Linked DNA regions of Mus musculus: region 2 is linked to region 1. The links are chromatin loops, found by intact Hi-C in ENCODE. Cell type or tissue: left cerebral cortex. All regions are shown on one strand. Each heading gives the region's core, and the rest is flanking DNA. Links, peaks and the distances in the headings are about the cores only. Region 1 overlaps Crebl2 (cAMP responsive element binding protein-like 2). Region 2 overlaps Lockd (lncRNA downstream of Cdkn1b).

Region 1 (11,672 bases), core at 2,342-10,341:
GCTAATTACAATTGTTCCTCCCTCTGATGAAGCAGGAATTTGACTTCCAGAAAAAGAAGTATTTGCCACAGACTGGCAGTTGAAGGGAGGTATCATAGTTACAGGCATGTCCAACCTTTTGATGTTGTGACTTGAAGCCTGAGAATTGAATGTTTTAAGTGAGTTTACAGTTTAGTGCTGGGCCACATTCCTAGTTATTCTGAGGTATACGCAGCCTGCAAGCTGCGGTTCAGACGTGCCTGGAAGGTTGTCTGTGAGGTGGGACGAGAGATGGACTGTGTAGCTTGTGATCTCTTGACAGGCATGTCTCCTGACCAGTTGCCTTCTGTTAGCTGAAGATCCCTTGAGCGCAGGCGTGGAACTCAGATCTCCATGCTAGGTGTGTGTGCCCGCCGACAGAGCACCTGCCCAGCTTGCTGGGATTCGCTGTGTTTTAGAAAAATGGGCATTAAGGGTATTTAATGTCTTCTTAGGACCATAAGTGGAGACAAGGACTGTTGATGTTCAGGCCCTTCGAATGTAAGTGTTTTCAATGTAGTGTTCTGACTGGGATGGCGTGTTCTGCCAGTGGGGCGACTCAGTCGTAGACTCTTACTTTGCAGAACTTTGTGTTGCTTTGTTTGTTACTTTTTGAATTCTCCAGGAAAAAAAAATGTTTTTAAAGCAAACATTCCAGGATGAGTGTGGCCTCTCAGTGGAATGTCTCACTGTGCTTGAAGCCTCTGCAGGTTGTACTTGTAGTTTCAGGGTCATCCCAGGTTGTCCTTGTAACCACACGGTCATCCACAAGTAGAAGAGATGGACTTTGGAGTGAATGTTGATTACGCTTTGAGTTTTCTCTAGGGCCTGTATCTCTTTAGTGTTTTGGAGCCATCAAACCAAGATAATGGCCCTCAGCATCTGAAGGGGGCATGGTGATTGCTCAGCTACTGTGCTGGCCCTTCTCCCGAATCTGTGATCTAATTAATCACTGTTCCAGATTCCAACAGCTGCAGCATCTCTTGTCACTCCCATCCATCGAGGCACTGCAGGCTAACTGCAGTTCCTTCCCAGAGGAGAGCAAGCTGGGAGGACAGAGCCCAAGGCCATTCTCTAGGGCAGGAAGAGGCCAAGTGCCTGGCTTCTTTTTTTTTTTTTTTTTTTCAGAGATTAAGGAGAAAATATATTTGCACATTCACACCAATCCAACTCTGCCACTCTAGCATCTGCTTCCCACGTACTGGAGCAACTGGTGCAATATGGAGTTGATCTGGTCAGGTCAACATTTAGGCTGTAGGTGAAGTTATTAATTTGTTTTCTGTCCTTATCTAAAATGTTCCTGGGATGCCCAAATCAGAGCTTTAGTGCTGCGGTCCCTGCCACTGCCTGCCTCGTGGACACGCTCAGCGGCACCAGCTGTAACTTCAGCGTCTTTGCCCCACAGTGGGTCTGCTTTGGCTGGTGATAGAAACACAGGTTTAAGCTGTGCTTTACTTTTAGTTAAAGTCAAGTAAGATCAACAAAAATAAATACTATTTTTCACAGAGATCAGCTGCATGCTGTGACAAATATTAAAGTACATATTTTGTTTTTTAAAAGATGAAAGATGATTAAACCACATGGTATTTGGGGGCAAATGAAGGATTTTTTTTCCTCAGAAAAGAATTGTACAATTATATTTTTATGAAAAATAAAGTATCTTCACCAAAATAACGTTCAGTTGCCTGTTTGACAGCACTGGGGTAACTGTGTACACCTACAGCCGCTAGAGCCGGACAGCCTGACTTCAGGCCCCACATGGTAGAACGGGGAGAACTAGAGTGGTGGGCTAACCTCTGCTTCCACGGTCAAGTGTGCTGAAGACTGCTTACTGCTCTTGTAGAAGACCCAGGTTCAGTTCCCAGCACCCAGGTAACTAACTACAGTTGCAGGAGATCCCATGAGCCCCTGCACATAGGTGTTGCATAGGCGTTCACTAAGGCAAGCACACAGACACATGATCCTTTCTTATTTAAATGTATGGGGCGGGTCCTTAGTCCATTTTCTGAGTCACAGGGGTATGAAAACCTGCCTGTTAAATAACACGGGATTGGCTTGGCAAGATGGTCAGCAGGTAAAGGCGCTTGCCACCACACTGACAACCTGAGTTGATCCCTAGAACCCACACATACAGCAGAAGGGAAAGCCCCCTCCCCCAAACTGTCTTTTGACCACACCCATAGACAAACTAAATAAATCTGAAAATAAAAATATTCACAGTATGTAAGGATTTAAGTTATCAAAAATAGAAGTGTTTGGGGCTGGTGAGATGGCTCGGTGGTTAAGAGCGCAGACGGCTCTTCCGAAGGTCCTGAGTTCAAGTCCTAGGAACCACATGGTGGCTTGCAACCATCTGTAATGAGATCTAACACCCTCTTCTGAAGTGTCTGAAGACAGCTACAGTGTGCTTACATATAATAAATAAATCTTAAAAAAAGATTTAATGAGCTCATATCAAAATGCAGTATTAGGATATTCCCAGGTGGTTTCTATATATTGTTATACTTATCCTTTGAGTTGGTATAATTGGAGGCTCTTTGTGGCAATAATAGCCTTCAATTAGTTAGGTTCATTTTAAGAACCACTTATTTACTCTCTGTCTTACTTGATTACAAGTGGTCATTAATCTGTCTGGACTGTCATGTAAAGTTTTGCTGAGTGTGCACTGCACAAAGTCACTCAGTTAAAGTGTCTGATGGGCCTGATCTCCAGATCCAGTTCCCCCTTAAGAAGCCCTCATGGAAGAAAACCTCCTACCATCTGCTCATTGAACCATTCCCGTTGCCTAGGCCTGCCTAGAACTTACTCAATCGGCACACCTTTTTATATTCCTCAACTCACTAGGGGTGCCTGTGTGAAAAGTATGCAAAATAATGGCATTTTACAGCTTGCTTTAACCCAAGTAAGTGTGCCTCTTCTCCCTGTTCAGTGACATCAGTTTGGTAGTTATTCAGCAGGGGTATAGGTGTGTGTACTCTGTGGATATAGGTGAATGCTACAGACCATGGACAGTCAGGCTCCGATGCACCCCTGGAAATGGCCAAAATGGGGGTCAATACAGCTCAGAACAGTACATCTGAGACACAGAGTATAGAGGGTGAAGAACTGGCTGAAGGAACTCAGACTGTAAACAGCACGGAGCTGTCCAGAAAGTCAGATTATGGCACAGGACACATTGTAGCTGTGACTGAAACTGTTGCAGCCCTGTCCCACTCTAGGAACCATGAGGCAGAAGATCAGCTGTGTTTATTTTTCTTTTCTATCTTTATTTAAACAGGGTTTCACTATGCAGTTCTGGCTGGCCTGGAGCTCGATTTGTAAACCAGGCTGTCCTGGAACTGAGATCGACATGCCTTGTTTCTTTGAGTGCTGGGATTAAAGGGCTATGCTACTATACCCAGCCTTCAGTTGAATTCTTAATCCTGGGGTCACCACAAACTCAACTAATCTACTACTTGCTTGTTACAGGGTCCCAAGCATGGCTGGGCTGTGCTGGGCTGTGCTGGGCTGGGCTGGAGTTAGGCAGTGAGCTGTGCCTAGCAGACTATTCTGTTGGATAAAGATCTGAACGGGAAAAGCCCAGTCCGGTCTCGTGTCCCTCAGCAACCTCTTCCTGGCAAGCACTTTCAAGACTCTGGGACCAATGACTCTGAACTGAGTCTGAAGGCCAGGACAGACCACCCAGGTCCACAGCCAGAGCACCCCTACTGGGACTACAGCAACAAACAGGAAATGATCCTCATTAAACTTGTCCCGCCCACTTTTAGCTAAAGGTAGAAGGTTCATTCTTAGCAACATCACAAGTTTGGGGCCAACCAGGTCTATATGAGATGCCAACTCAAAAAACACAAGAAGATCAATACATAGTTCTGGACCAGACAGGGCTATAGAGAGAGATCTTGTCTTAAAATAACCAAACAAAACAAAGAAGAGCAAAAATACTGATACAAACGTGCTGTTCAAGCTGGAGCAGCCAAACCCAAGAGCCACGGGAAGAGAAAGGAATATCAGAAAGACACAGCAAACATCCCTTCACGTCATGGCTCGTCTGTGAGGCCTGGGAGGAGATGCAAGTGGAGAATGCCCCGGGCCTTGTTAGAGTGACCCTCGTCGTTTAGTATTCCCAGCCAAAAAGGACAAAACTATGAGAACATGAGCTTTTCAACCAGAGAGATCAGGAACTCTGCCTAGTATGGAAAAAAAAAAGTCTTTGAAAACTCTAAAGCCTCCCGGAGCGGGACATCATGGGAGCGTCTTGAGGACAAATGCGGAAACGGGCCAGGCGCTGAACTCGATGGGTAGAGTGCTTGTCTGGCAGACACCAGCTCAAACGTCCCCGGCACCACACAGACAGGGTGTGAACACCTGCAATCCCAGCACGCAGGAGGTGGCAGATCAGAAGTTCAAAGTCACCCTGAGCAGGGTTCGAGGGACTGTGATAGACTCTTCTCAAAAGGAGGGAGAGAGCGAACCTAACAAATGAGACAGGAATTCATTAAACAGGGGGTGGGTACAGGCCAACTTGAAGCACAGAGCAGGGAAGGCTGTCATCAGACCCTTGTCAATCTTCTGCACTTTCTTTTCTCAATGAGCCTGGAAATCACTGGTTTCCCGCCATCAGGTTCCAGGGATCTCCTGTGGCCACCTATCCAGTGCTGGGTTTAGAGATGGGAACCAGAGCCAGGTTGCCATGACTACATAAAAGAACAGTATCCACCTTACTGCAGCGTCTCTGGAACGTTTCCCTAAAGGAGCATCAGTCTTCTGCATCTACGCTTTGGTTAGTAAAGTGCTGGAAGGCCATGTCGACTGTTGCATGCTCCAAACCACATGATGTCCTCCGACCTCCAGGTCTGCCTCCTCAGCCTGCGTTTGGTCACCCTGGGGAGCTAAAATCCCACGTCCTTCAAGTATGAAGGCAATCCAAACTCTGTAACGTCTACTGTATAACTCAGAGCTGATGGAGTCAGTCACTAAAGCAATACCTTTGTTTTGACTTGGTTTGGTTTGGTTTTTGTTTTCCCACACACTCCTGTAGCCAATCCTGGCCTTGAATTCCTAACTCTCTTGTCTGTACCTCCCACATGCTGGGGTTATAGACATGGGTTTAGATAAGGGTTATAATAGACACACACACACACACACACACACACACACACGCGCGCGCGCCACAGCATGCATAGAGATCAGAGTTCAAACGATGGGAATCTGTTTTCTCCTTCCACCTTGTGGGTTTAGGGGACCAAACTCAGGAGCCAGGCTCAGTGTCAAGCACCCTTAAACACTGAATCATCTCACTGGACTCCAAAAACCCTCTTAAAAGAGGCTTCTGCGAAAGAATAGATAGCACTTCTTGACATGTCCACACTTGGGAAAAGTCCAGAACCTACCAGATTGTAGCAGCTCAAAAAAATTAAAGAGGGTCTGAGAGGCCTGAGGTCAGTGAGACCGGCCTGCAGTGAATTCCTTCCACACCAAGTCAAATTGTCTGTTTAACCCTGCACATGCGCACCCACTCAGGGGAAAGCGTGTATTGCCATGGAGACATCTGCATGTCCTCTGAACCTAATTATGAAAGCAGCCGAGGGGCAGGCAGGAGCTCGGTCTGTACAGAGCTCACCGAGCGTGCACCAAGTCCAAGCAACAGATGGGGTTGCTGCCAGCAATGAAAAAAATCTAGTGTGGTCACGCGTGCCTGTAATCCCAGGACTGGGGACGTACAGGCAGGAGGATCGGGGAGTTCAGAGCCAGCCCAGGATACATGAGAAGCTGACTTACAAAGAAAAAAAAAAAAAAAAAAAAAGGAACAGAAAACGGAGAGGCCACGGTAAGTGCTGTGGATTTGGCGGTCTGTTGGGGCCTTTTGAGCATGATCACATTTGTAAAATAGTTTAAAACAATATTTTGAGTAGCGATTTCGCGCCCGTAACGGGTATTATTTGCTGGGGAATTTCCTCTGATGTTTAGAAGCTTTGCGTTTGGAGCACACTGATTGATGAACCCACAGCTGAGTCTGGGTGCTCTGCAAGCTTGGCTGTGTGGTTGCTAAGAGACCAAGATTTCTCTGAATTCCAATGAGTAGCTGGGTGAAAACTCTGCCCGCTAGCCACAGCGCCGCCAAGCGGCGTCTCTCAGAACTGCGTCCGGATTCTTCAGTCTTCCCTTCCTGGTGAATTTGAACAAAGGCGGGCTGTGTGTGCATCCTTTCAAGGTCTGCGCGCAGGGAGGACGTTTTTTTTTTTCTCCAACACACGAATTGTGTCGCAGTAAGCAGGAGTGACACAGAACTGGGTACCAAATTAAAAGTAAATATTAAATAAAATATATTGGGGTCGGGGCGGGGGGGGGGACCATATAGCAGAAGAACCATATAGCAGGTGTGTGGTGAAAGAAAAACTTTGTAGAGCTGGCTCTTTCCGTTCAGGGACAGAACTCAGTCAAATTGGTGGCAAGCACCTTTACCAGCTGAGCCATCTCACCCACTTAGTTTGCCAGGAATGGTAGATCACCCTTAACTTTACTTATTGGCTTGATTTCAGTCTTGTAAAAGGTAAGAGGCTTCCTCTGCTCTGGGAAAAAAATGTAATTTAGATTAATATTTTCTAAAGATTTTTTTATTGATTATATGTAAGTGCACTGTGGCTGTCTTCAGACACTCCAGAAGAGGGAGTCAGATCTTGTTACAGATGGTTGTGAGCCACCATGTGGTTGCTGGAATTTGAACTCCAGACCTTCGGAAGAGCAGTCGGGTGCTCTTACCCACTGAGCCATCTCACCAGCCCCTAGATTAATATTTTTAAAATTTATTTTTATTTTATGTGCATTGGTGTTCTGCCTGTATATATGTCTGTGTGAGGGCGTCAGATCCCCTGGAACTGGAATTAGGCAGTTGTGAGCTGCCCGGTGGGTGCTGGGAATTGAACTCAGGACCTCTAAAAGAGCAGTCAGTGCTCTTAACCACTGAGCCATTTCTCCAAGCCTTCTAAATTAATACTTTTATTTATTTACTTTTTATGAGACATAGTCTTACTTTGTAGCCTAGGCTGGCCTGGAACTCAACTATGATAGTCCAGGCCGACCTCCAACTTAGGACAGTCTTCAACCTCCTAAGAGCTAAAGCACGAACCACCAAACCTGCCTACATCTTTCTGATTTTTAAGTCTGTGTGGGTTGGGGGAATGTTGGGGACTAACCCTAATTCTTACATATTAGACCACCACTTTGCCATTTGGCTATACCTTCCTCCTCCTCCTCCTCTTCCTCCTCCTCCTTTTTAATTTTAAGACTCGGGGCATGTTGGCATATGACTTTAATCCCAGCACTCTGGAGGCAAAGGTAGGCAGATCTATATGAGTCTGAGTCTTGCCTGGTCTCCATAGTGACAAATAACCCCCTCCAAAAAAAAAAAAAAAAAGATTAAGTTTCTAAAAAAAACATAAAATAACAAAGCTAGATGTGGTGCTGCAAACTGGTGTCACCCCAGTATTTGGAAGGTAAAAACAGGAGAGTCAGGAGTTCAAGGCTAACTTTGTCTTTATATAAAGTTCTAAACCAGTTTAGGCTACTTGAGACTGTATCAGAAACAAAAATCCACAAATAAGGAAAGCTGGGCAGCTGTGCCGATTATTTAGAGTCATCTGGAAAGAGGAACCCGAATGGAGAAGACATCTCCATCAGGCTGGCCTGGAAGCACACCTGTTGGAGTATTCTCCTGACAGATGATGGATATGGGAAAGCCTAGACCACTGGGTTGGTTGTCCTGTGCTGTGTAAATAAGCAAGTTGAGCAAGCCAGTGAGTAGCATTATTCCCTGGTCTGTGCTTCAGTTTCTGACTCCAGGCTTCTGCCTTGACGTCCCTTCGTGATAGACTGTGATAGGGACATGTGAGGCAAAATAAACCCTTTCCTCCCCAACTAGCCTTTGGTCATGGTGTTTACCACAGGAACAGAAGCAAGCTAAGATAGCCATTGTGCTTGCTGAGTGAGCTTGGCATGAATATGTACACACACACACACACACACACACACACACACACACACACACACACACACACATTAAGTTAAATAGGGTCTGAAGAAATAGCTCAACAATTAAGAGCATTGGCTGGTCTCCCAGGTTCAATTCCCAGCACCCACTCAGCTGCTCACAACTAACTACAGCTCCAGAGGATCTGATGTCCTCTTCTGGCCTCCACAGGCACCTGCACACATCTACAATACACACACTGACTGTGTATACATACATACATACACACACACACACACACACACACACACACACACACACACACACACACACACACAAATAAAAATACAATAAATCTTTAAAATAAATAAGTGCCTGCAGGTGGGCAGAGGCAGGCAGATTTTTGAGTTCAAGGCCAGCCTGGTCCTGAGGACAGCCAGGACTACAGAGAAACATTGTCTTGAAAAGCAGAAGAAAAACAAAATAAAACAGAAAACCAATCAATCAGTCAAGCAGCCAAACAACCAGAAGGGTCTTTTCCACTGAAGTCTGAGCCATAAAATGCAGGGCTCAGTGAGACAGGTGTCTGACTCATTTCATTCCAGACACATTAGCCAAGCATGTGAGGAGAAGGAAGAAAGGAAAAAATGAGTTTTTATTAGCCTTTGTATTGGTCCTTTGAAGGAAGCATCTCAACCTAAAAGCTTGCCTGAAGGTATATTTTGTTGTCCTTTCTCTTGCTGGCCGGGAGTTTACGGTGTGTAGACCAGGCTAACCCTTGAAATTCCAGATCCTCCTGCCTCTGCCTCCTGAGTGCTGATAATGAGGGTGTGCCAGCCTGTCAGCTTCTGTGGATGATTGTAGATCAAAATCTAACGGCTCTGTTTGGGGATTTCCTTGGCCTTTGAGATTGGCTCTAACTACATAGCCCTGGCTGTCCTGAACCTTGCTATGTAGTCCAGAATGGCTTAAACACAGATCTGCCTGTTTTGCCTCCTGAGTGCTGGGATTTGAAGTGTGTGCCCCGACACCTGGCCTGCACTGATGCTCTGTCACCGAGAACAGACTACCTTCTGGATCTCAGACCATTCGGTACCAGAGGTCGAGGAGCCAATCTATGGCCAAGAGAAAAGTGTGAGCCAGCTCATTACACTCCATCTTGATGCCATCAGAACGACGGCTTATTTCCGACTGTACTGTTCTACTGAGGTTGTGATCAGGCCTACAGGGCATGTCTGGGTGGGACCACTCATGTTCTCTAAGGAGACAGCTGATATGGTGAGGAACAAGCCACAGGGTTGTAGGAGGGCCCGAGTCAGAATACCAGCTGTCAGACTCCAACCTGACAAGCTGCCTCATGGAGAAGTTCCAGTCTCATGATCTGGTGAATAGAGATGATCATAAACTCATCGCAGGTGATGCTGAAGCAAGATCACCTTGAGGGGCTGGTGAGATGGCTCAGTGGGTAAGAGCACCCGACTGCTCTTCCAAAGGTCCGAAGTTCAAGTCCCAGCAACCACATGGTGGCTCACAACCATCCAAAATGAGATCTGACTCCCTCTTCTGGAGTGTCTGAAGACAGCTACAGTGTACTTATATATAATAAAAATAGATAAATCTTAAAAAAAAAAAAAAAGATCACTTTGAGTATGTAGCCAGCCTGGGCTATAAACCCAATCAAAAACAGAAGAGCAAAACCCATAAATACATCGTGGAATTGTGGAAAGGATGAGCCAATACACGTAGACTGCTAAACAATGACTTATTATCTGCAGCTCGTGTTAACTAGCCCATGGCAATGCAAACCAGGCTTGTCTGTAAGCCCTTATTTCATTAAACTAAATTCCTTTTGTCTTGTGTTGTTTTGCTTTTGAGACAAAGTCTCAGCCCAAGCTGGACTCCAACTTGTTGTGTAGCCAACAATGACCTTGAACTCCTGATTCTTCTGCCTCCATCTCCAGAGGGCTGGGATTAGGAGTGTGTGTTACCATACCCAGTAATGAAAAATATTCTCTAATATACTGGTTCATTTCTAAACTTAAACAACTGGGAACCAAGGAACCAAGCTCTGAGTCACACAGACAATGGAGAGTGTGAGTTTGGAAGACAAGTTGAGCTTCAATCTAGAAAGAGAAGGGGTTGTCTGGCAGAGATGAACTTCATGGGCCGGAATGGATAGCTCACCTTTCAGGTACACATACTGTGCTTGTAGAGGACCCAAGTTTGTCACCCAGCACCTGTGTTCAGTAGTTCACAATAGCCTTAATTCCAACCTCAGGATCCAGCGCCTTTTTCTGGCCTCTGGGGGCACCCCAACACACATTCACATAAGTAAGAAAAAAATGTGATTACAATAAAAGGCCTCCTGTCTGAATTTATAGAAAATGTCAAATCTTGCCCTTGGTGTCCTTGTGGGTCACAGTAGAGCCATAGTTGAGGGTGTCTGTGATCGCAGAGCCCAGAAAAATGTCATTCCTCTCTTTGGCAAGCCTAGCACTGCCACTTGCTGCTTTACTTGTGTATGACTCAGAGAAGGTGACACGTGTCCTAGGGTACGTATGGATGGGTCACAGCATGTATGTGGGAAATAGCACAGAGTGCTTTCAAGGCTTAGTCCAGTAAGACGGATCAGTGGGAGAAGGTGCCTGTAGTCAAGCCCTGGAACCTACACCATGGTGGACAGTGAGACCTGATGCCTGCAGCTGCCCTCTGATCTCTACAAGTGCAGCCTACCGCCACCACTAATAAATAACATGAATTTAAATAAAAGAATGTTGAAGGCTTCCCCAGCTGCTTGGATTAGGATGGAAACCAGAAAAGGCAAAGACTGTAGATGACTGGGCACTCGCTCCCAAAGAATGATTAAACTCGTCCCAGCCAGCTTCCCAACCAGTTCTTCTGGGCTCTGGTGTATGGTCTAGCCAGTGCTATCCTCCACTCCTTTCCAGAAGGTAATATGCAAATGCATACTGTGTCGCCAGGCTGGGAAAAGTTAAGTTCTTGAAATGTAATGCGTATGGGACGTCAGTGAATTAGTAGGCCATAGAAAAGTTCAGCAGGCTGCCAGGCAGTGATGGCACACGTCTTTAATCTCAGTGCTCGGGAGGCAGAGACAAGCAGATTTCTGTGAGTTCAAGGCCAGCCTGATCTACAGAGTGAGTTCCAAGACAGCTAGGGTTACACAGAGAACCCTGTCTCAAAAAAAAAAAAAAAAAAAAAAAAAAAAAAAAAGGAAGAAAATTTTTTAAAAAAAGAAAAAGAAGAAAAATTCAATAGGGAAAAGAAAATTAAAACAAAATATAGTATAGCAAGACAGAACAAAAAAATAGAAGACTTGTGTGTAATGACCCAGTGACAGAACGAGAATAGCAAAGTGTTTGCAATTTTTCTTGTACATTTAGTGTCAGTGTGTGTGCACACTCGTGTGCTTGCATGCCACAACACTTGTGTGGAAATCAGAGACAACTTACAAGTGGTTCTCTCCTTCACGTGTGACTTACAGGGATTGGACTCAAGTTCTTAGGCCAACTTACCTGCTCAGACGAAAAAACAAACAAAACTTTGAAACAAACAAAAAATATTTAAAATCTTTAAAAATTTTATGTGTGTGAATGTTTCATTTGTGTGAATGTCTGTGCACCACAAGTGTGTAGTGTTCCGAGAGGCCAGAAGAGGTCACTGGATTCCC
Region 2 (11,672 bases), core at 1,230-9,229, 83 kb after region 1:
TCAGCTCACTTTTTCCTTTTTGCTTAATCTGGGACTCAGGTCCTCCATGAAGCTAGTGTCACTCACATTTAAGATTGTGTTGTGTGACAAAACTTTTCCAGGGGAAATGCAGCACACACATCTACTCACCCCACATAGGAAGCTGGTAACAGACCAAATTACAGATACCACCGAAGTCCAACTTGGTGAGTTTTATTGGGGTCACCTATAGGAATATGGGTGAGGAGTTACTTACAGGAGCAGAAATGACTGAAAGACAGCTGTGTCACTGAAGCCACTACAGGTGACACCTCACAAAGCTGGGAACCTGGAGCTCACCGCATAGCTTGCAGGCAGCTCACTAGGTTGGAGAATGTCCTTTCGAGTTGCCTCATTGGTCTAAACCTCTTCCAGACAGCTCTGTTAGTTTCTGCTTCTTCTAAGTAGCTGGTCTAGTCTCAGAGGATTCCTTGAAGTTTTGCTTGCCTGAGAGTCTTTGTAGTTCAGCTGAGCTTTTCTGAGAGGGAATCTCAGTTTTTATTGCTTATTCTGGCAGGGAGGGGCACAGTGAATTTTGTCAGTTTCAGGGACTTCCTGAAGTTTTTTTGAGTTGTTTATCTCCCTGCTTAAAGAGCTTCCCTGCTAGATGGAATGTTTCAATCTTGGTGTAAATTGTTACATAACAGGTGGCTCTTCTCATTTCAATGAACTCAGTCTTGTAACTATCACAGCTGTGCCCAGAGACAGAGTATCTCTTAGGTGCGCAATTGTTCCTCTTAATAGTCAACTTGGCAGACTCTAGAACCTCCTGGGAGATGGGCCACTGGGCATGCCTCTGGGTAATTGTTTTATATGTTAATTGGTGTGGGAAGACAAGGCACAATTCTCTAGGCAGAAGATCATGGGCCTCATAAGAGTAAAGAAATTGAGCTGAGCACTGGTGCACAAGCCTTCATCGTTGTCTGTTCCTGACTGTGGGTGAACTGTGGCCAGCAGACTCAGGCTCTTGCCTTTGTGACTTCCCTTCTATGAATGTTTATAGCTTGGCACTGTGAGCTAAAAATAAACCCATTTCTCTTCCCAGTTGCTTTAGGTAGGGTATTTTATCACAGCAACAGGAAACAAACCATGACAAAGTAATTCTAGATCTTGTCTAATTGACAGTGTATATATGTGTGCATGTATATACAAATTCTACCTATCTATTTATCTATCTATCTAGATATCTATCTATCTAGACAAAATCTCTTTCTACATGTCTCTGGCTGTCCAGGAACTCTCTATGTAGACTAAGATAGCCTTGAACTTACAGAGATCCGTTTACCTCTGTCTCCCGAGTATTGAGATTAAAGGCATGCATGATTATTCTCAGATTTATGTATAATTTTTAAGCATTTATTTGTGTGCACAGAGAGGTCAGAGGCCAACTTTCAGGAGTCAGTTCTCTCCTTCGAGTGGGTCCCGGGGTCAAACTCAGGAGCTTGGCGACTAGTGTATTATCTCTCTGAGCTATCAATGGCTCTCAGATTGACAGCATTAACTATGAAAGTCTCGAATAGTACACACTAGCTTCAAACTGGCCACAAAGCCATGGATGGTCTTGAACTCCTGATCCCTCCTACCTCTACCCCCAAGTTCCTCTACCTCCCCAGTACTGGGATTAAAGGAGTGTGCCATCATACCTCAATCTTGGTGATAGATTTTTCTTTTTTAAGGTCCCTGGTGTTTGGTAATTTTTTTTTGTAGTATTTTATTTATTGCTGACACAGTTTGGCCCAGAGAAGGATTTTAGATTTTTCTTCCTACATCTTTGCTCAGCTAAACACCATTGTTCAAGATCTCGAACCACCAGGGCATAAAACTGAAGTACTGAGGCCCCTTCCTAGTGTTTGGCCTTTAGAACACTTGCCTAATTCTCTGTAGTAATTACATTCCTGTCCATCTCCTCCAGCAGACTATTATGAGCACAATACACTAGTCATGTCGGAGATAACAGCCTGACCTCAGCGTGGCTGCAAAATGAAGCCACTTTTGGCTTTCCTAAGCCATCAGGTAACATCGTCACATGGTCTTCCTTTTCTAATGAGAGCCTAGATATTCACTGCTCATCCCGCACGAAGGGACTATTGCTTTCCTCGACTCCTGTGAGTATGTAGTTTGTGGCCATGAATTAGGAACTTAGCTTTCTTGGAAAATAACCTGAGCTGTGTCAGTGGAATGCATTGATGCCAGCAAGGAAATAGGAATCCTGGGACTGTGGCCAGAAGGAACCTATAAGTCATCTTGTCTAAAGTCCCTGCAGGAAATTACAAATTAGAATTCTCTCATCTGTAAATAGAAAGATTGGGCGAGTGACCTCGTGTACCCAATATTCTGTGATCCAGCTCAGGTCAGCCAAGTACAGGGTGGTAACTAAAGACTGGTCGGGTAATGGAAATGTAAAATGATTTTCCCCAGTGCACAGTGCTCTTGAGTAAGTCACGGAAGAGCTAGTCTCGCAGGAGGCATTCTCTGGTGTGCCAGCTGCGAAAGATCAAGGAATACAAGTTTGGGGATAATGTTACCAGTAAGATCTCACGTGGTAAGAAGATGGAAGAGGTTCAGTTTTCTGTGGTTTGTTAAGGCATCCTCCAGTTAATGGGGATGGTATTTATGCCTCCCTTACGTGCCTAGGAAACCAAACACACGATACAGCGCTTAATGCTATTGGTGTTAGGTAGAAAAAAATAAATTCTAGAATGCCCTGAGCATGCTGGAAGTGGGGCAGGAGGATCAGAGGTTCAAGGTCAGCCTAGGCTACATGAGACCTTGTCTCCAAAAAAAAACCCTAAAAAGTGGCTACAGAGATTGCTCAGTGGGTAAAGCGGCTGTCACAGAGCCTGACAACTAGAGCTTAATTCCTGGACCCCACCCACATGGTGGAGGGAGAGCCCTGACTGCTTCAAACTGCCCTCTGACATCCACATGCTTGGCTGTAGCATGTGTGTGCACTCACGTGTGCCCATACCAAATAAATAAGTAAACAAATATGGAATACATATTTTTATATATTATGTACGTATGTGTTTGTATGTGTGTATGCATATATATTATGTGTGTTTCTGTATGTATGCATGCATATTATTAAATATGTGCATATTATGTATTATGTGTGTGTGTTTCTAAGAGGCTGAAACTGGCTGTCTCCCTCAATCTCTCACACATTTTTTGTTGTTGTTGTTTGGTTTTTTTTTTTTTAAGACAGGGTTTCTCTGTGTAGCCCTGGCTGTCCTGGAACTCACTCTGTAGACCAGGCTGGCCTCAAACTCAGAAATCCACCTGCCTCTGCCTCCCGAGTCCGGGGATTAAAGGCGTGCGCCACCACTGCCCGGCTTCTCTTACACATTTTTTGAGACAGTTTTCTACTGAACCTGGAGCTCCTTAGCACAGGAACACCTTGAATTTTTTTCTCAAAAGATTTATTTATATTTTTATGTGGGTGAGTGCTCTGGCCACTGTTTGTACATGCACCATATGTGTGCAGTGTCCATGGGGACCAGAAAAGGCCATCAGATTCCTTTGGAGCTGGACTGACCCAGGGCTGTTAGTTGCCATGTGGGTGCTGGGACCTGGGTCCAAACCCCCAACCCCCAACAGGGTTTCTCTGTGTAGCCTTGGCTGTCCTGGAACTCACTCTGTAGACCAGGCAAATCTCTAAGTTGGAGATCCACCTGCCTCTGCCTTCTGAGTGCTTGGATCAAAGGTATGTGCTACCCAGCTCAAAGCCTCTTTAAAAAAAATTAATTTTTATTTATTTTTTTAGAAGACATTTTCTTTTTTTTCCCTTGTTGTCTTCCTCCTCCTCCTCCTTGTTTTCTAATATTTATTTATTTTATGTGAGCCCACTGTAGTTGTCTTCAGACACACCAGAAAGAGGGCATCAGATCCCATTACAGATGGGCTGTGAACCACCATGTGGGAATTGAACTCAGGATCTCTGAAAGAGCAGTCAGTGCTCTTAACTGCTGAGCCATCTCTCCAGCCCTTATTTTTATTTTTAAAACCACATACGTATGTTTGCTTGTATGCATGTTCCTTCAGAGGCCAGAAGCGTCTGTCAGAACCCCCTGGGGACAGAGTTATAGGTGGCATGAGCTGCCTGATGTGGGTGCTGGGTCCTTCGAGAAGCAGTATGTGTTCTTAATTACTGAACAGCCTGGTCTACAGAGTGAGTTCCAGGACAGCCAGGGCTCTCCAGGTCCCAAACCTAATCCTCTGCCTCCACCCCCGAGCACTGAGACATGGGCTTCTGCCACCACGCATCCACCCAGCCTTTCCTTGGTATGCTGCTTAGCACACACGAAACACGACTATTAAAGGAAAAGCTTCATTAAGTGAAACTGATGTAGGACGACATACTTGAGCCATCAGACCACACAGTGGTCATAGTAACAGGATTTAGGTATTTGAAGAGTGAGATCCCAGCAAGAGCCAGGCATATGAGGCCAGAGGCTGGGAATGCAGCCCAGAGGTAGGGGGCTTGCTTAGCACAGAGCCTGCGTTCTTTCCCCAGCACTGAAGGGAGTGAGAATTGAAGGCCAGTTTGGATTGCGGAGACTCTGTGTAGAGTCTGCCTGTTGAATCAGAGGCCTCAGGAGGTCGACCTCATCAAGGCTACTTCTCCACCCAGTTACTGGTTTTAGCGGGAGTTCCCTTCTTATTGTCGTAATGAGTGGCTGCTTGTGCTATTTTTGGGCCAGTTGGTGTTTTGCTATTTGGCTGTATAAGCTAATAGCCCATGGATGAAAAAAAGACTCATTTTCTTTAAAGAACCAGCATAAAAAAAAAACTTCAGTGTGTGTGTGTGTGTGCGCGCGCGCGCGCGTGCGCGCACGCACACGCACACACACACACACACACACACACACACACACACACACACACACACACACACACACACACAAGCACTTGAACGTGTGCCAAGGCCAGAAAATAACTTGGAGAATCAGTTCGCTTCCACCGTGTGCGTTCTGGGGCTTGAACTCACGTCATCAGGCTTGGCAGCAAGCATCGTTACCTTCCGAGGATCCTCTAGACTCTCAGCAGCTTTTTTTGTTTTCTTATTTCTGTGTGTGTGTGTGTGTGTGTGTGTGTGTGTGTGTGTGTGTGTGTGTTTAAACTATTTTATGTGTTTGAGTGTTTGCCTACATGTATGTTATGTGCACGTCTTGCATGTGGAGATAAGAAAGGGATGTGGGACACCCTGGAACTGGAGATGTGCGTGGTTGTGAGCTACCCCACGAGGAGGAATCACAGTCAGGTCCTCTTTGAGAACACCAAGCGCTCTGAACCACCGAGCCATCTCTCTAGCCCTTATTTCTGTCTTTTGTTCGTCTGTTTGTTTTTGGTTTTTTGAGATAAAGTCTAATGTAGCTCAGGTTAGTTTTAAATTACCTAGGAAGTAGAGGCTGGCCTTGAAATTTTAACTTCCGGTTTCAACCTCCAAGCAGCTAGTATCATAGGTGCGTGCCATTCACACCCACCCACGGTTCATTCTCAATCTCTCTCTCTCTCTCTCTCTCTCTCTCTCTCTCTCTCTCTCTCTCTCTCTCTCTCTCTCTCTCTCTCTCTCTCTCTCTCTCTCTCTCTCTCTCTCTCTCTCTCTCTCTCTCTCTCTCTCTCTCTCTCTCTCTCTCTCTCTCTCTCTCTCTCTTCCTTCTTGTTTTAAAGTTATTGACCATTATTAGCTTCGGGGCAAGGTCTCACTAGTCACCCAGGCTAGCCTTCAGCTTTGTCCTCTTGTTTCGGCTTTCTCCCAAGTGTGTGTGGGGGGGGGGATAATAAAAATGAGCAACCCAGGGATTTTTGTTGTTGTTGACTTGTTATTTTGGAACTTGAAGATTAGCAAAGAGAGCCCTCTGCTGGCCAAAGTGGCACAGTGACCAAAGTTGATCCGAGGCTAGGCCAAAAGTTGCCGCGGGCCAGATCAGCTGTCTTTGGGTTTTTCAGTTAACAACTTAATATTTTTCTGTTCATTTCTTCAGCTGTCAACCCAGGTTTGTTTGGAGCTCGTGAATGTGATCTCTGATCCCCAACTCAGTCCCCGCTCTCACCTCCACCATTCATGTGTAGTTGAAGATGACTCTAAACTTCCAGTCTTTCTGCCTCCACCTCCAAGTGTTAGGGTTCCACGGGGTGAGCCCCCTACCCCCGCGCCAGTTTTCTGTAGTGCGGGGGAGGCAGAGTTTTGTGCATGCTAGACAAGCACTCTACTGACGGGGGGCTAAATCCTAGTCTCCCACTGCAGAGTCTTCCATGTTTAGGAAAAGAAGTTTTTATTGGGTGTGGTAGCTCACGCCTGTAATTCCAGGCACTTGGAAGACTGATGTGGAAGATTGAATGGATTTCAGGCCAGCCTGGGCTACATAGTTAGGTACAAGCCAGCTTGGGCTACAGAGTAAGACCCCCCCCCCCAACCCCCGACTCCTGCCCCGGGAATGTCGAAAAACAAACTCCAAAAAAAGAGCTGGGCATGGTGGCATGGTGGTGGTGCACAGATTTAATCCTAGCAGTTAGGAGGTGGAAGCTGGCGTCTATCCTCTCAAAAAAAAAAAAAAGAAGAGAGGGAGACAGAGAAAGAGAAAAGTTAAAAGTCTTACCTTTTATACTTCTTGAAACTAAAAACTGTGGGCCCAACCTTGAAATAACTCCTACATCTTATCACCTGTTTCCATTTTCTGCCGCCCCTCCCCCCACTGTCCTGCCCCCCCCACACACACACATTGCCCTCTCCCCACTCTGTCCTGCCTCCCTCCTCTGCTCTGCCTCCCACCCACCCCCAACGCGCGCCCCGCCTCCCCTTTCCAAGCAAGACAAAATAAAACCAATCTTCACTCAAAAGAATGATGGGATGGAAAGCTAGCTGGAGGGAAGTGGCCGCTTATCTCCTGCAGATCCCCAGCTGAATGCCAGCGCTGGGGCCCAGTCTGCTGTACACCTGAGAAACGTTGAGCTCGCTTCTCATGTCCCTGGCTGAGTTGTGGACCGTGGGAAAGAGGGCGCACAATGGGGGAGTGCTGGCTGCTTATCTAGAGGAGAAAGGGGATGTCTCCTGGGGACCTTCCATGGAGGCTTGGCAACAATGCGTTGCTCTTGTGTGATTGCACTGAGAACTTCCCTGCCCGTTGCGTTTTTTTTTTTTTTTTCTCCCCTGAAACAAAAATCTTATGTAGACCAGGCTGGCCTATACCTCTCAATCCTTCTACTTCTAAAGAATATAGGCATGTGCTACCTCGCACTCCCAACTGTGTGTAATCATTATTAATTTTGAGACAGGACCTTACTATGTAGCCTGACTGTCTTGAAACTTGCTATGTAGACCAAGCGGTCCTTGAACTCACAGAGATCCACTTGCCTCTGTACCCTAGTGTTGGGATTAAAGGTGTGCACCACTATGCCTGGTTCTCTGTACAATCTTAGCTAAGTAAAAGGCCTGCATAAAATAACAGTTAAGTTTGTAGTCCGTATTTTATTATATTGTTACTGTAGGATATGATACTTTCTAACCATGAGAAGGTCTCTCTCTCTCTCTCTCTCTCTCTCTCTCTCTCCCTTTGTGGAGGCTAAAGTTAGATATCAGTCAGGCATCTTCCTATATTGTTCACACTTGCATTTTTAAACCATGGCCTTCCACGCTGGAGTTCCCTAACTGTCTGGAAAGGTTGGTCAGAGAGTCCCTGGGATCCTCCTGCTCTTAGCAATGGGATGACAGGTATGCTCCATCATGCACCTTTTTGAGGTGTAGGGCGGCAAGCCAGGGCTTCGTGAACCCTGGGCAAGCACTCTGCCAGCTAAGCTGTATCCCATGCCCTGAAGCTGCACTGTCTGAGATACCTGGACCATCACTGCTTTGTCTGTAGAGATGGCCTTCCCTTGTACTTCTTCCTCCCCTTCAAGGGTTGTGCAACATCCCTCTAGGAGCCTGTAAATGCTTGCATGCCACACATAAGCACCTGGATCCATTAGCTAGCCACAGTCGTCTTTCATTTCTTCTGAGCTAAAACCTCTCACTGGATATTTCGAGGGAAAACGATGAGACCATTGGATTTGAGGATATTCTTAATGCTCCATCACACTGATGGGCAAGCCATACTTGATGGCAGAATATAAGCTGGGCTTGCTGTAACATCAAGTGTTGGCAGGAGGGACAGTATTTTTTGTAGTTGCTTCTGCTACAGTCTGATGTACACAGCATGAAAGTGCTTAGAAGGAAACTAAAGTTGCTTCTTACTGTTCTCGTCCCTGCTTCCTTGGTGTAATATGGTACATTTTACTGGAGGTGTAGTCTCTTTCTTTCTCTCTTTCCTTCTTTCTTTCTTTCTTTCTTTCTTTCTTTCTTTCTTTCTTTCTTTCTTTCTTTCTTTCTTTCTTTCTTTCTTTCTTTCTTATTTTTTTAGGTGTCGTCTCTTAGTCCAATGGGTGAAATATTTAATTCCAGAAATTTCATATACTATAGTGAGCCAACTATGTAGATATTTTATCTCATTCTTATTACTCCCCCAAGCTCCCTTCCCCGACTCTTGCTGGGGACCAGACTCTGGGTCTTGCACGTCCTAGAGAAGTGCTCAATACCAGTCACCTATACACCCAGCTCCTAACTATACAGTTCTAAAAAGCAATGTGCCCTTGTAAGAGTTTCAAACTACACCCTATAGTTTCCAGTCTTGGTATACTATTTGTTTGCCATCTATCTATCTTATTTATTAGCAGGCTCTTATACTGTCTGTTGGCTTGCTTGCTTGCTTATTTATTTATTTATTTATTTATTTATTTATTTATTTATTTATTTATTTATGAGCAGGTTCTCATTCAGCCCAGGCTGGCCTTTAACTTACCATGTAGCCCAGGCTGGCCTTTAACTCACCATGTAGCCCAGGCTGGCCTTTAACTCACTATGTAGCCCAGGCTGGCCTTTAACTTACCATGTAGCCCAGGCTGGCCTTTAACTCACTATGTAGCCCAGGATGGCCTTTAACTCACTATGTAGCCCAGGCTGGCCTTTAACTCACTATGTAGCCAAGGATGACCCTGACCCCTGATCCTCTTGTTTCCACCCCTAAAGTGTTAGGACAACAGGTGTGTGCAACACTCCCTGCTTTGCTGTCGGTCGCTCTGGGACAGGGTCTTGCTGTGTAACTTAGGGTGCCCTGGGATTCTGTCTGCATACTGGCAGCTTGAAAGCATGCTCTTTCTCTTGAGAATGCTGGAATTACAGACTTAGGGGACCACGCTGGGTTACACTGTTGATGTTTATAGTGAAGTTTTGTGCATGGTAAATTGTATCCCTCTGCTGCTGCCACAAAATGTCTTGGGACAGAGGAGATGGCTCAGTAAATAAAGGGGCCTGGGTTCAATTCTCAGGACCTACATCCTACATGGTGCTGGAAGGGATAACTGAGCCCTGCAGGTTTTCCTCTGATCTACACACAGACAGACACACATACAGACACACAGACACACACACACACACACCACCACCACCACTACCACCATGGCATGTATGCATGCAGCCAAACCCATATCCGAATAATTAAATGAAGTTATTTTTGTTTTGTATTGTTTTTGCATTTGTGCTTTCGTAGGAGGCTGCTCACAGCGCTGCTGGACTCTTTAAGCCCTGAGGTCATGTGAAAAGAAGTTTGCCCTGTGTCCTTCTGTCTCCTGTTGGCTGTCCACAAAATGGAGAAGGCGGAAGCAACCTGAGGCGTCCTCTTTGTCTGTAAAGATAGAGAGTCCATTGTGGAAGGGGGAGATACAGGAACTATATAGGCGAGGCTCTACCGGACTGCATCTCTTATCTCCAGAATTCTTTTACAGAAAAGAAAAAAATAAACTTTTATCTGGCTTAAGCCACTACTGTTTCTGGGCTCTGTTACTAGCTGCCAAATGCAAATCTTAACTGATAGAAAAGTCCTTGACGGAGTTTGAGCTGGTGAATGGATGCTGCCTGTTCAGTGGCTCTGCAGTGGTGGATCTGTGGGAGTGGAGCATCCTGGAGGGTACCAGGAGATAAAGATGGCTTGGCAGATGGGGGCAGACAGTGAGAATACACCTCACAAGGTGTCACGGACTTTCTTTTCCCCCAGGACACCTCTGCTGAAGTACTGTTATACAGTGGCTCTTTAAACGTCTATTGATGGAGTAATTTGAAGTCCGCTCCTGTCAGCTGGCCTCAAAGCTGGGCTATTTAGAAGATGCGTACTCTTTGTGCCTAAAAAAAAGAGCAGCAGGTAAAGAATGGAGCGGGAAGGGGTATCAGCATTACAGGAAAGTCAAGTGACTCCCTGCAGGCGTCTCCAAGGAAAGGACTTTGTTACACGTGATTGTCTAATGAAAATACATCAAAGTCTAATGAAGATATCCTTTACTGAGTAGCAACTGTAAATAATGTCCCAGATGTACATCCTTCTGTAGCTTATAGCATGAATTCATATACTACCTATTTCTAATTTATTATTTTCATAATAACTTCATCATCGTAAGATTAGGCAAGACTGTTCCATTTTACGTTAGAAGGACATTTACTGTTTATATGGATTATAAAAATATGAACAGACTCCGGTTCTAGCTCATTCTGTAATCCAAGTACTTGTGAGCCAGAGGCAGAAAGACAGTTGTGAGTTTAAGGTCAGGTGACTGTGGGTGACATAGTCCAGGGACCAGGGGGCTGCAGGGTTAGACTTTCCTCTCAAAAAAAAAACAAAAAACAAAAAAAACCAAAAACCATAAAAAAGTTCAGTTACACAGCACAACTACTAAAGCAACATAAAAGAGAGTAGCTTGGCCCCATGTAACGAAGGATTTTACCATCTTTTTCTATTGTGTAAGAAACTGTAAGTCCAGAGCCAGGGAGACAGCTCATCAGGCAAAACTGCTTGCCACAAACCTGACAGCCTGGGTGTGATCCCTGGAACTGACCCCTGAGAAGGGTCCTCTGCCTTCCTCACTTGTACCTTGGCACCCACATGCCTGCACTCATTCTCACATCACACATCACACACACACACACACACACACACACACCAATAAATAATAATAGTAAATTCAATCTTAATTCCAGAGCATAGATCTCTTGTGAACTAAATGTATTAACTTACTATTTCCTTCCTTCCTTCCTTCCTTCCTTCCTTCCTTCCTTCCTTCCTTCCTTCCTTCCTTTTTTTTGTTTTTTCGAGACAGGGTTTCTCTGTATAGCCCTGGATATCCTGGAATTCACTTTGTAGACCAGGCTGGCCTCGAACTCAGAAATCCCCCTGCCTCTGCCTCCCGAGTGCTGGGATTAAAGGTGTGCGCCACCATGCCCGACACTATTCCATTTCTTTTTTTCTTTCTTAAAACTTAGTTGGGGGCTGGAGAGATAGCTCAGCAGTTAGAGCACTGGTTGCTCTTCCAGAGGACCTACATTCCACTCCCAGCACCCACATGGCAGATCATAGCCATCTATATAACTCCAGTTCTAACCCTGGGCACCAGACGTGAGCATGGTACACAGATATGCATGTAGAAAAAAAACCCATATGCATAAGATAAATGAAGCTTTTAAAAGTATATGTTGGGACTCTAAGGTTCCTTTCAAACTTGGCATGGATAAATAATCAGAAGCCTCACAATTCACCTTCATATCTCAACTCCATTAAAGCTGTGGCCTTCAGCCT

What was found. Peaks named below come from ENCODE experiments on the same cell type or tissue, not always from the same donor. Only the 100,000 strongest peaks of a DNase experiment are listed, where the experiment ranks them.
Region 2: a loop joins it to region 1, with 4 times the contacts of the local background. A loop is called at or near these places in 29 of 42 quality-filtered maps.

The regions. Positions count from the first base shown.
Region 1 is chr6:134,857,240-134,868,911 of GRCm38, forward strand. Crebl2 (cAMP responsive element binding protein-like 2) reads left to right here. Exons shown (of 5, transcript NM_177687.3): 5 at 1-644. Among named protein-coding and RNA genes, the nearest start is that of Crebl2, 33 kb to the left of the region's middle. In left cerebral cortex, for the core only: CTCF peaks have their summits at 6,141 and 10,278; DNase peaks (open chromatin) are centred at 4,748, 5,681 and 6,124; H3K4me3 peaks cover 519 bases; H3K27ac peaks cover 641 bases.
Region 2 is chr6:134,941,707-134,953,378 of GRCm38, forward strand. Lockd (lncRNA downstream of Cdkn1b) reads left to right here. Exons shown (of 2, transcript NR_037956.1): 2 at 9,600-10,012. Among named protein-coding and RNA genes, the nearest start is that of Lockd, 18 kb to the left of the region's middle. In left cerebral cortex, for the core only: a CTCF peak has its summit at 5,898 (motif pointing left); a DNase peak (open chromatin) is centred at 5,895.